Linked DNA regions of Homo sapiens: regions 2 and 3 are each linked to region 1. The links are chromatin contacts, found by Hi-C or POLR2A ChIA-PET in ENCODE. All regions are on one chromosome and are shown on one strand. The core of a region is the stretch at or near the end of the contact, and the rest is flanking DNA. Distances in the headings are between cores, read along the strand shown. Region 1 holds the start of CAMSAP2 (calmodulin regulated spectrin associated protein family member 2). Region 2 overlaps INAVA (innate immunity activator). Region 3 has its middle 6.5 kb from the start of INAVA.

Region 1 (3,325 bases), core at 227-2,726:
AAAAAATAATAATAATAGGCTGGGCGCAGTGGCTCACATCTGTAATCCCAGCGCTTTGGAAGGCTGAGGTTGGCGGATCACCTGAGGTCAGGAGTTCGAGAGCAGCCTGGTCAACATGGTGAAACCCCATCTCTACTAAATACACAAAAAATCAGCTGGGCGTGGTGGTGCGCGCCTGTAGTCCCAGCTACTCAGGAGGCTGAGGCAGGAGAATCGCTTGAGCCCTAAAGGTGGAGATTGCACTGAGCTGAGATCTTGCCACCACTCTCCAGCCTGGGCGACTTAACAAGACTCCGTCTCAATAATAATAATAATAACAACAACAATCACTTAAAAATAAAATTAGATAATGTATTAAAATGAGACGTGAGGAGCTAGTGATTTAAGTAAGCTCAGTATGTGTTAACTTTGATAATATTCACATGTAGTCCATTAATTGAGCAATTATACTATGGGGCTGGGCACCGTATAGCTGCTGGAGATATACCCTGTCATCATGTCATCAATGGGAAAAACCGACAAGTAACTGATTATTGCCACACGATGTGACAGATGCTACGACAGAAATAAGAACAGGGTGCTCCGGGAACAACAGGGGAGGCACCTGTGTGACAGCCCTGACTGGAAAGTTGTCAGCAGCTGTCAGGGAAGGCTTCATGGAGGAAGTGACTACTGTGGAGTTTGAAGGTGCAGTAGGAGTAAGCTGGGTGGACAGAGGAACCACCCTGAGCAAGGAGGTAGAGATCTGAGAAGGCATGCTCATTGAAGAAAATAGAGAGCAGTTCTGACAAAATGAAGCTATAAAGGCCTGTAGATGCCAGATCACAAAGGGCATTAGCTTGTTTTGTGAAAGAATTTATGCTCTTTTCTGAGAGAATGGGGAGGCATTGTTGGACGTGTGCCCTCTCAGAGATAAAATTTAAGTGGAGAGCACTGAGTTAAGAAAATATCTCGATATCATGAAATTAACACAGGTTTGGAGCCCCCACAGATCCTCAATCCTGGTTAAGTTCCATGTATGACCTAATCAACTCCACCTCTCTTTCGTGGACAATCAGCAATGACATCTACCTCTCAGGATTATTGCGAGGGCTAAATGAGATAGTGCAGGTCAAGTTCGCTGCAAAGTGTGTGTCACATAATGAACATTTTAAGTAAATATCAACTCTTTTCGATGAAGCACTGTGTAAGTAGAATACGAAAGCTATTGCCAGGCCTCTCCCTCCTCCCTCCCTTCCTTTTCCTCTCTCAGCAGTGCAGGCAGCAGCAGCCAAAAGCCAGGGACGTGGAGGATGTCCACTGAAGCGAGTACTCCAGAGCGATGATTAAAAGGCAGCCGCCCCGAATCCCGGGCGCGGGCGGGGAGCGAGGCTGGGCATGCTCAGTGGGCCGGAGACGGGAGGGAAGCGGGGAGGGGGCGGGGGCGGGGGCGGGGGTTGGGGGGGGTGGGTCGGAGCCGCGCGAAGGCGCATGCTCAGTCTCCGCATCTGCTCCTTCATCCAGTGCCGCAGCCGGAAAACCGCAGCGGCGGCGGCGGCGGCTGAGGGGGAACGATCCAGCGAGCTGCAGAAAGGGGGGCAGGAAAAAATTACAAGGACATTACTGATAAGACAGGAACTGAGAGCTTGGGATTCGCGGCCTCTCCCCGGCCACCACCTTCGCCGTCAGCAAGGGAGGAAGACCCGGGAGACGGCAGCGGCGACGGCGGCAGGGGAAGGAGGAGACGGCGACGGGAGGGAGCACAGAGGAGGGGACGGGCCGGCGGCGGCCTGTGAGCCGCAGTGATTTTGACGTTTTCCGCTGCTGCGTCTCCGGCGGGCAGGGGCCGGGCTGCGCTGGGTGGGCCAGCTCGCCCCGCGCTTCCCCCTCGTCCTGCTCGTCCCTCCGCCCACCCGGGGCCTGAGGGGTCTCCCCGCTCCGAGGGAAGGGGAGAGGGAGGCGAGGGCGTGCGGGCATCGCGATGGCGGGGACATTTTCCACAACGTGATTGTTGAAGGCTCCCCCCATCCCCCCTCCCTTAAAATTCCGGGCCCTTCCAGCCTCCACCCTCCCCCAAGCCCGTGTGACTAAACCGAGACAAAGGGGAGGCGGCCTCGCTCACACGCGGGCTCGCGGGGCGGGTGGCTCGGAGGGGCGCGGGCACGGGGCGGACCTCGCGCGGACGGACGGACGGAGACGGCGCCGCCACATTCCTATGCCCGGGAGCGGCGGCGGCGGCGGCGGCGGCTCCCGCGGGAGGCGGCAGGCGCGCGGCGCGGACAGCTGAGCTTCTCCTCCGTCGGCGCCCGGGCGGACATCGCCCGGGCCCCGATGGTTTGAGCTTGCTTCTCCCTCCCTCCCGACCCCCGTGGTGGCGAGGCCACGCCATGTGAAGGTTAGGGCCGGGACATCCCGAGGAGCCGCGGTGAAAGATGGGGGATGCTGCAGACCCCAGGGAGATGAGAAAGACGTTCATTGTTCCAGCCATCAAGCCTTTTGACCACTATGATTTCTCCAGGGCCAAAATCGCCTGCAATCTGGCCTGGCTGGTGGCCAAAGCCTTTGGGACAGGTTAGTGGTGTCACCCTTTCCCTCCCCTCTTCCTCCTGATGTGGTCCACATCTCGGTTTTTGTTCCCGATTCTCGAATCCCTCCCTCCCCGTGCCTGTCTTCTCGTACAGGTTAAGGGAGATGATGGGAGGCTAGGAAGAGAAAGAAAGGAGAAATAAGGAAAGCAGGTTTGGTCTTCAATGAAGGGCACGTGAATGGTCAGGTGGGATTTGGCCAGATTCCTTTTATTGGATGGCAAAATGTCCCCCCCATCCCCCAGTGAGCAATTTTATGTTTTTACATAGAGTGGTTTTGATTTGTGGTATTTTCTTCATTGTGTTGCGTACATTTCTGCCTCAGTCATAATTGTGATTACACCACCAAGAAATCTGAGTTGGTTTCTTTATTATTGCAAGAAGGTGGATGGTGCATAGTACTATATTGATTTTGACATTTGTAATGATGGCTGCTATTCAGGCTCCGTTGGATGTAAGGTGGCCTGTGTCGAGTGCAGTATTAATTTTTGTTGTCATTCTTTAAGGCTGTATCAGCCTTCTGCACGCATGTTAAGTTCTTATTAAATCAGTTATTTAAAACCAGCGTTCAGTTTGCTGACTGTAGGGTGCAGTTTTCATTTCATATTATCAGTGAGGCATATTCTTTTTTCCAAATGTATTTTGGCTTCATAAATTAAAAGAAACAAAAACTCCCTACTTTGGGAAGTTTTTTAATAGATGAGTTTTTCGAAGGCGTGTGCTGTTGACACAGAAATTGTATAGTACAGTAGCAGTTAAAC
Region 2 (3,325 bases), core at 290-2,789, 170 kb after region 1:
GAGTCGAGATCACACCACTGCTCTCCAGCCTGGGTAAGAGAATGAGACTCCATCTCAAAAAAAAAAAAAAAAAAAATCTGAAGGCTTAAGTTTCTTCAAAAGCAATAGCACAAATGAGTTCCCTCTGATTTCTTAGGTAAAAAGTGCTGCTATACCATGAAGTAAAGTCACACTGAATTTCCTTCAGGTGACTTGCCAGATCACCAACTGAAGAAACTTCCCTGGGGCCAGCTGGCCAGACCTTATCTTAAATTCAAATTCCTACCTTGCGTTCCTCTTGTTGTTGGTAACACAGGAGGTCTCACATTGGGATCTTTGAATTGTGTTTGTGATGTGAGATGATTATACAAAAGTTAGAGTGAAATTCCCTTTTTTTTATTTGAGACAGGGTCTCACTCTGTTGCCCAGGCTGGAGTGCGGTGGTGTGATCACGGCTCACTGCAGCCTCGACCTCCCAGGCTCAAGTGATCTTCCCATCTCAGGTTCCCAAGTAGCTGGGACTACAGGCATGCACCATCATGCCTGGCTAATTTTCGTATTTTTTGTAGAGACCAGATTTCACCATCTTGCCCAGGTGGGTCTTGAACTCCTGGGCTTAAGCCATCTGCTGCCTTGGCCTCCTAAAATGCTGGGATTACAGGCATGAACCACCGCGCCTGGCCATGAAATTCTTTTTATCCTAAGGGCCTTCCAAAATGACCCTTTGTCTTTCCTTTCCACTACCAAGAAGCCCTGCCAGAGGACACCCTTTTTCTTTTTTTTTGACAGGTGGGGAAACTGAGGTCTAGAGCATTGAAATGGTTTATTCAAGGTTGCATAGCTAGTATCAGAGTCAGGATTAAAATCAGGTTTCCTGTCTCCTAGCTCTGCCTTCTATTTTTTTCTACTTCCATGTAGTAAGTTTACAGCCAGGCCAGGCACAGTGGCTCATGCCTATAATCCCAGCACTTTGGGAGGCCAAGGTGGGATGATCACTTGAGCCTAGGAGTTCAAGATCAGCCTGGGCAAGACAGCAAGACCTCTTCTCTACAAAAAAAATAAAATAATTTAGCTGGGTGTGCTGGCATGCCCCTGTGGTCTCAGCTACTTGTGAGGCTGAGGTGGGAGGATCCCTTGAGCCTGGGAGGTCAAGGCTGCAGTGAGCCATGATCACACCACTGCACTCCAGCCTGGGCCACAGGGTAAGACCCTGTCTCTTAAAAAAAAAAAAAATCACTCCCAATGTGTATTTAGCACACAGAGGGTATTTCCTCATAACTGATGCTGTCCTGGGGGAGTGATCAGGCCTGAGCTGCTCAGCACTGCTGGTTACTCATATCTGTTTGTTCATTTCTTCACTTCCTTCTCTTCTCTCCCCTTTGTCTTTCGCAGAGCTCAGTGCCTCTGATGACAGCTCCCTGTCAGATGGGCTCCTCCTGGAGGAAGGTGAGAAGGACGTTTGGGGGACTATTGTCAAGGCTGGACTCCTACTGCAAGACCATGGGGTTTGGGCAGTTTGCTGGTGTGGAATTTAAGTGGGAGTGAAGGCTAGGGTGCCAGGCTTAGGGTTTCCGCTTGGACTTCATGTCAATTTCCGCATGTCCTTGCACATGCTCAGTTGAAGATGGGGAATGTGCGATCATCTCCCATTCTGGAAGCTCATTATTTTTACAGGGAAAGGAAAGGTGAACTCCAAGAGAGCTGATCAACCCCAGATGTCCCTCCTTCACCCTTGGGTGTGATTTCAAGATGCACCAGTCAGAGCCAAAGAGCAATCTGCCCACAATCATTGCTGTTTTTTAAAAGAAGGGAGCAGGAAGGAAACACAAGTCTATAGATTAAGAACCCTGTGTACAAACCATGAGGATGCCAGGGTCAAGGTGGATCGAGAAGCTGTTGCAGTCCTGCCCAGGGGAGTGCCCAAGCCAATAAGGAAATAAATAGGCCATATGGGCATGGCAGGAACAAGAAAAATAGGTAAACAAAAGATAACTGCAGACATGGTACCAGGAACAAAGGTTAGAAAGTGGAGCACTGTAAGCCCAAGAGAGTCAATCTGGGAGGCTTCTTGAAGGAGGAAGGCATAAAATAGGGCTGTGTGGGAAGAAGTAAGTCCCAAAGGAGAAGAAAACATGTTTGAGCATCTAGGGCTGGAGCCATGGCCTGCAGCAGCTGCACAAGCCAGCATGGGAGGGAGAGCGGCGAGGCATGGGCTGTGGTTTGTGGAGGTTCTTGTTGGGCCGGTTCCCCCAGCCTCTGGCCTTACCAGGTTTCTTTTACTCCTGCAGAGGAATCCCAAGTGCCAAAACCTCCTCCAGAGTCTCCAGCCCCACCTTCTCGGCCTCTCCCACCCCAAACCCTTGAGGGTCTGCAGCCAACAGGACCTGAGGCTGGGAGCCCAGAACGGGCTCCAGTCCAGAACAGCCCCTGGAAGGAAACCAGCCTGGACCACCCCTATGAGAAGCCCAGGAAGTCTTCTGAGCCCTGGAGCGAGTCCAGGTCAGGATCAGGGGGAAGGGAGAAGGGCAGGGCAGGGCAGGGAGTCGGTGGGAGCTATGCTGGGGATGGCTATAGGCTGGGCAGATGGAAAAGTGGAAAGGTGGAGGAGAGAGCTCCTGCAGTCGTGGGATGGAGGTGTGAGCCTTGATAGTTCCCCAAGGGTGCTGGCAGTTTGCCCTACTAACTTTGGGAGCCCCTTCCACTGCATCCCCATTCTTCTGCACCTCTTGAGCCCCTGAATGGAGGCATTCCTGCCACTGACCTGTCTCTAATCCTTTTGCAGCAGCCCAGCCACCACACCACAGGATGGGCCCAGTGCCTCCAGCCTGTGGCTTCTGGAGCCTGCCTCCTACCACGTGGTTCCCATCCGTGGTGTTCCTGGCCAGTGGCAGGGCCGCACCAGTGCCCCAGCCACCCCTGAGATACAGGGGAGGAGGGGCCAGTCGCAGTCTCTGAGGTAAGAGACAGCTTCCCCAGAGAGATGGGGGACCCACTTAGAGCTTATCGTTGGAGGGTGGGAGCTCCCAGGACACAGGTGGGACAACCCTGGGTGACACATGGCTAGTGCCTTGACTTCTCTTAGGATCTCTTCTTGGGGCGCCTCTTGACAGAGAATGCACTGCACCCCACTAAGCCAAAGGCCATCCATGAAGCAAGTGGTTTTCTTCCAAAGACTCTAGTTTTGTCTTTTTGCATAACTTGATTCAAATTTTCTACCCTTGCCATGTTTCCTTGTGCTGGTAGATTATTATTGGTCACTGACAATAGGCAACTCACTTTTTCAATTGATGCACAGTTGATTCTCATTATCTGTGGTAGTTATGTTCTATAAAGTAAAATTGACGCA
Region 3 (3,325 bases), core at 415-2,914, 150 kb after region 1:
GTCACTTATGCTAAAGTTTGATGTCACCAAACTGAAACTAAGTTGTTTATCTGACCTTCCAAGAAAACAGGAGAGAGAGAAAGATAATAGCCAAATCCCCAGATAGGCCAGTTTTAGCCAGCATGATAAGAAGTCCCCTCTGCTTTAACCTTTACAAAGAAAGTTAACTGAAGTTACCTGATGCTAACTGGTTGCTTTTTGTTCTGATTCTGCTTTCTTCAGCCCTTTTCTGCCTGTAAAGCCAACCTCCTCTGCTCAGCTCATTGGAGCACTTTTTCTCAGTTTTTAGAGAAAAATGCTACCCAGCTTCATAAGTCACAAATAAAAGCCAATTACATCATTTAACTAAATTTGTCATAATTTTGTGTTTTGACAGAGGGGTAATAATCATCCAGCCCTCAGACCCCCGACACGGTGTCTTCACCTCCTGCCAGTGTTTCAGGCTTCCTGAGGTGCAGCCCAGCTGGGACGTGGAAATTCCCGACCCTACACACCACCGCCCGCGGGGAAGGAAACATGGACCTGCACCAAAGTGTCTTTACTGTGTGCCATCTGATTGCAAACAGAACTGGGCTTTCCAAGAGAAACTGAGGACAGTGGAGAGCTTTTATCTTGAACCCGGGAGGTGGAGGTTGTAGTGAGCCGAGATCGCGCCACTGCACTCCAGCCTGGCGACAGAGCGAGACTCTGTCTCAAAAAAAAAAAAAAGAGCGAGAGAATGGCCACAGAGGCCCGGGCATTAGGGCTTACTGGACCAGGGATGCTGCAGGGGGCTTGGGCTTGCGGTTAGAGAGGGGCCAGGTTTTGCTCTCCCCAAAGCAGGGGTCCAAGTCTCCCCAAAGCAGGGGTCCAAGTCTCCCCAAGTGGGGCCACAGAAAGCAGGGGGCTCCAGGTTAAATTAGAGCCTCCAGGCCACCCCACACCCCGCTCTCTACCCCCCAGCACTTTCACCCTTAGGTTTTCTTCCTCCAGGGCACACAGAAGAGCAGATTTCTGGCAACTGTCAGAAATCTGACCCCCCAGGGGTCCAGCCCAGGAGAGCGAGTTACAAGAAGGGCAGAGGTCGGGGAAAGCGTGTCAGGGGCCAGTGCTCTCCATGTGCAGTGCGAGGTCACTGTCCTGTGGTCCCTGAAATCTTCTGGGAGCCCAGGCAGCCAGGATAGAAGAGCTGTAGAGGAAGGGGGAGGAGGAAAGAGAGAGAACAAAGGGAAAAAAAAGTGAAGAAAGAGAGGAGGCGGGGAAGGTAGGAAGAGGACCCTAACTTCCTGGAGAGGACCTGGGAACATTGAGAAACCAGCCCAGGATTGCTGGCCAGGAGGATGCTGGTGTGTCTCTGGGGAGCAGGCTCCTTTCCCATCTCATGCAACTCAAGAGTCTGAGCCCCAGTGATGGGCTTGCCCCTCTCCTCCAAGCAGCTCTCTAGATTCAGTATCCTGGACCCATTTGGGGGTTTTTCTTCCTTTGAAGCACTTTGAAGCAGCTGAGTGAGGCCCCCTGGCTGGACCTCCTAAGTCAGCTGTATGCGTTTCGCATAGCTACTCACCCGCCTGCAGCCCAGCCTGCACCCGATCAGTTGAGAGGGATCTGGTCCACAGAGGCTGAGGCCAATAGAGGACAGTGCCCCTTCTGCACCTGCCTCTGGCTGTGAGCTGCAGGATGTGGTCAGGAGAGGAAGCGAGGCCTAGGCCCAAGTCATTCTGGGGTTTCCAGAGAGCTTCTCACCCAGGGCATTGACAGGGCACTGTCTGGGTCTAGGCACGCCTCCCTCTCCTCATCCGGCCCCTGGAGCAAGGGTCGGGGGAAAGGGAGAGTGGGGAAGTTCAGCCTCCTCCCCCTCTTCCTCTGCCTGGCCAGAGAGCCTGAGGATTGTGAAATTGGACCAGGATAGCTCCCTCCGGGCAGGGAGAGGACTCAGTGAGTCCCTCTACTGCGTATGGGGGAGGATGGTGCTTCAGGGTGCGAGCAGCTGCCCAGCTACCATGCAGCTTTTAGAAGCTCAGCTAAGGACATCCAACTTTGCTTCCCTTTCTCCTGCCTAGCAAGAACTCAAAGGTTTTCCCCACTTCCCTTCCACTTCCCAGAAAACCCCATCTGATGGAGAATGCTTGCCCCTTCAGCCAAAGTGGGAAGGAGAGAGAGCTGATGGGGGCTTAGCGACCTCTTCCAAATCGCACCTCCTTCCTTCCCCTACATGGGCTGAGCAGTCAGTTTCCAATGAGGACTCTGGTTTCTGCTTCCATGGTGCCTGCTTCTGAGGCCCTTGACCTCTTCCCTCTGCCTTTCACCCACTCTCTCCCCTCTGCCACAACAGGAGTCTAGGCGCCATCGCCCTCGCCTGCATTCCTGCCTGCCTATGCTTTCTCCCCACTCCAACCACTCACATGCCACTCATCTTCTAAAGGTCAGTTTGCCCAGTTCATCTCCTGGGTCAACGTTTTTCAGCAGTGTGATGGTTAATTTTACGTGTCAACTTGGCTAGGCCCAGTGCCCAGATATTTGGTTAAACATTTTTTCAGATGTTTCTAGACGGTGTTTTGTTGTTTTGTGTGTGTGTGTGTGTGTGTTTTTAGATGAGATTAACATTGAAATTAATAGACTTTGAGTAAAGCAGATTACCCTCCAATCTGTGGAAGTCCTGGTTGGAACAAAGTCTGATCTCCCTGGAGCAAGAATGAATCCTGCCAGCAGGTTGCTTCGAACTTGAACTCCAGCTCTTCCCTGGATCTCCAGCCTGAGAGTCTATCCTGCAGATTCTGGATATGCCAGCTTTCACAATCCAATGAGCCAGTTCCTTAAAATCAATCAATCTCTCTCTTGCATTCTCTCTCTCTAGATATAGCTATCTATACATACACATCTTACTGGTTCTGTTTCTCAGAGAGTGCTGATTAATTCAAGTAGCTTCTCTTCAACTTCAGTATAAAAATCTTAAATCCTCACCTAGCCCACAAGGCTCTTAGTCATCTTACCTCATATAATGCCTTTGTACAAATTAGAAAAAGCCACCCTCTCTAGGCAGATACAGCTCTGACCAAACATAGGGCGAGGTGGGTGGAGAATGGTGAACCTTCCCTCTTAGTATAGTGCACAACCTGGACAACCACATGGAGTTGCCTTACTTTTGTTTGTTTGTTTGTTGTGTGTGTGTGTTTTTAATTGAGACAGAGTCTCGCTCTGTCACCCAGGCTGGAGTGCAATGGAGTGATCTTGGCTCACTGCAACCTCTGCTGCATGGGTTCAAGTGATTCTCATGCCTCAGCCTCCTGAGTAACTGGGACTACAGGCTCCCAGCACCATGCTCGCTAATTTTTTTTGTATTTTAAGT

The links. A loop is a pair of places that touch in the nucleus more often than their neighbours do. ChIA-PET counts read pairs that join two places held with the same protein, here RNA polymerase II (POLR2A). Pooled maps may share reads with other maps.
Region 2: a loop to region 1 is called in a pooled map, with 2.9 times the contacts of the local background. The contact joins the enhancer-like site here to the promoter of CAMSAP2 in region 1. A Hi-C loop is called at or near these places in 2 of 50 pooled maps. POLR2A ChIA-PET finds 5 or more read pairs at or near these places in 4 of 52 experiments (HepG2, MCF 10A and WTC11).
Region 3: a loop to region 1 is called in a map with no recorded cell type, with 4 times the contacts of the local background. The contact joins the enhancer-like site here to the promoter of CAMSAP2 in region 1. A Hi-C loop is called at or near these places in 2 of 37 single-sample maps with no recorded cell type and 6 of 50 pooled maps. POLR2A ChIA-PET finds 5 or more read pairs at or near these places in 5 of 52 experiments (HepG2, MCF 10A, WTC11 and 1 more).

The regions. Positions count from the first base shown.
Region 1 is chr1:200,737,417-200,740,741 of GRCh38, forward strand. CAMSAP2 (calmodulin regulated spectrin associated protein family member 2) reads left to right here and starts at 1,477. Exons shown (of 17, transcript NM_203459.4): 1 at 1,477-2,550. The coding sequence starts at 2,412. RefSeq lists an enhancer at 1,107-1,186 and silencers at 1,827-2,186, 2,217-2,286.
Region 2 is chr1:200,906,463-200,909,787 of GRCh38, forward strand. INAVA (innate immunity activator) reads left to right here. Exons shown (of 10, transcript NM_001142569.3): 6 at 1,372-1,425; 7 at 2,268-2,478; 8 at 2,762-2,935. Among named protein-coding and RNA genes, the nearest start is that of INAVA, 13 kb to the left of the region's middle. Within about 2 kb of position 1,540, at least 3 of the 41 ENCODE cell types and tissues checked have a DNase peak (open chromatin) inside an H3K27ac peak, as active enhancers do.
Region 3 is chr1:200,886,772-200,890,096 of GRCh38, forward strand. No RefSeq gene overlaps it. Among named protein-coding and RNA genes, the nearest start is that of INAVA, 6.5 kb to the right of the region's middle. Within about 2 kb of position 1,665, at least 4 of the 41 ENCODE cell types and tissues checked have a DNase peak (open chromatin) inside an H3K27ac peak, as active enhancers do.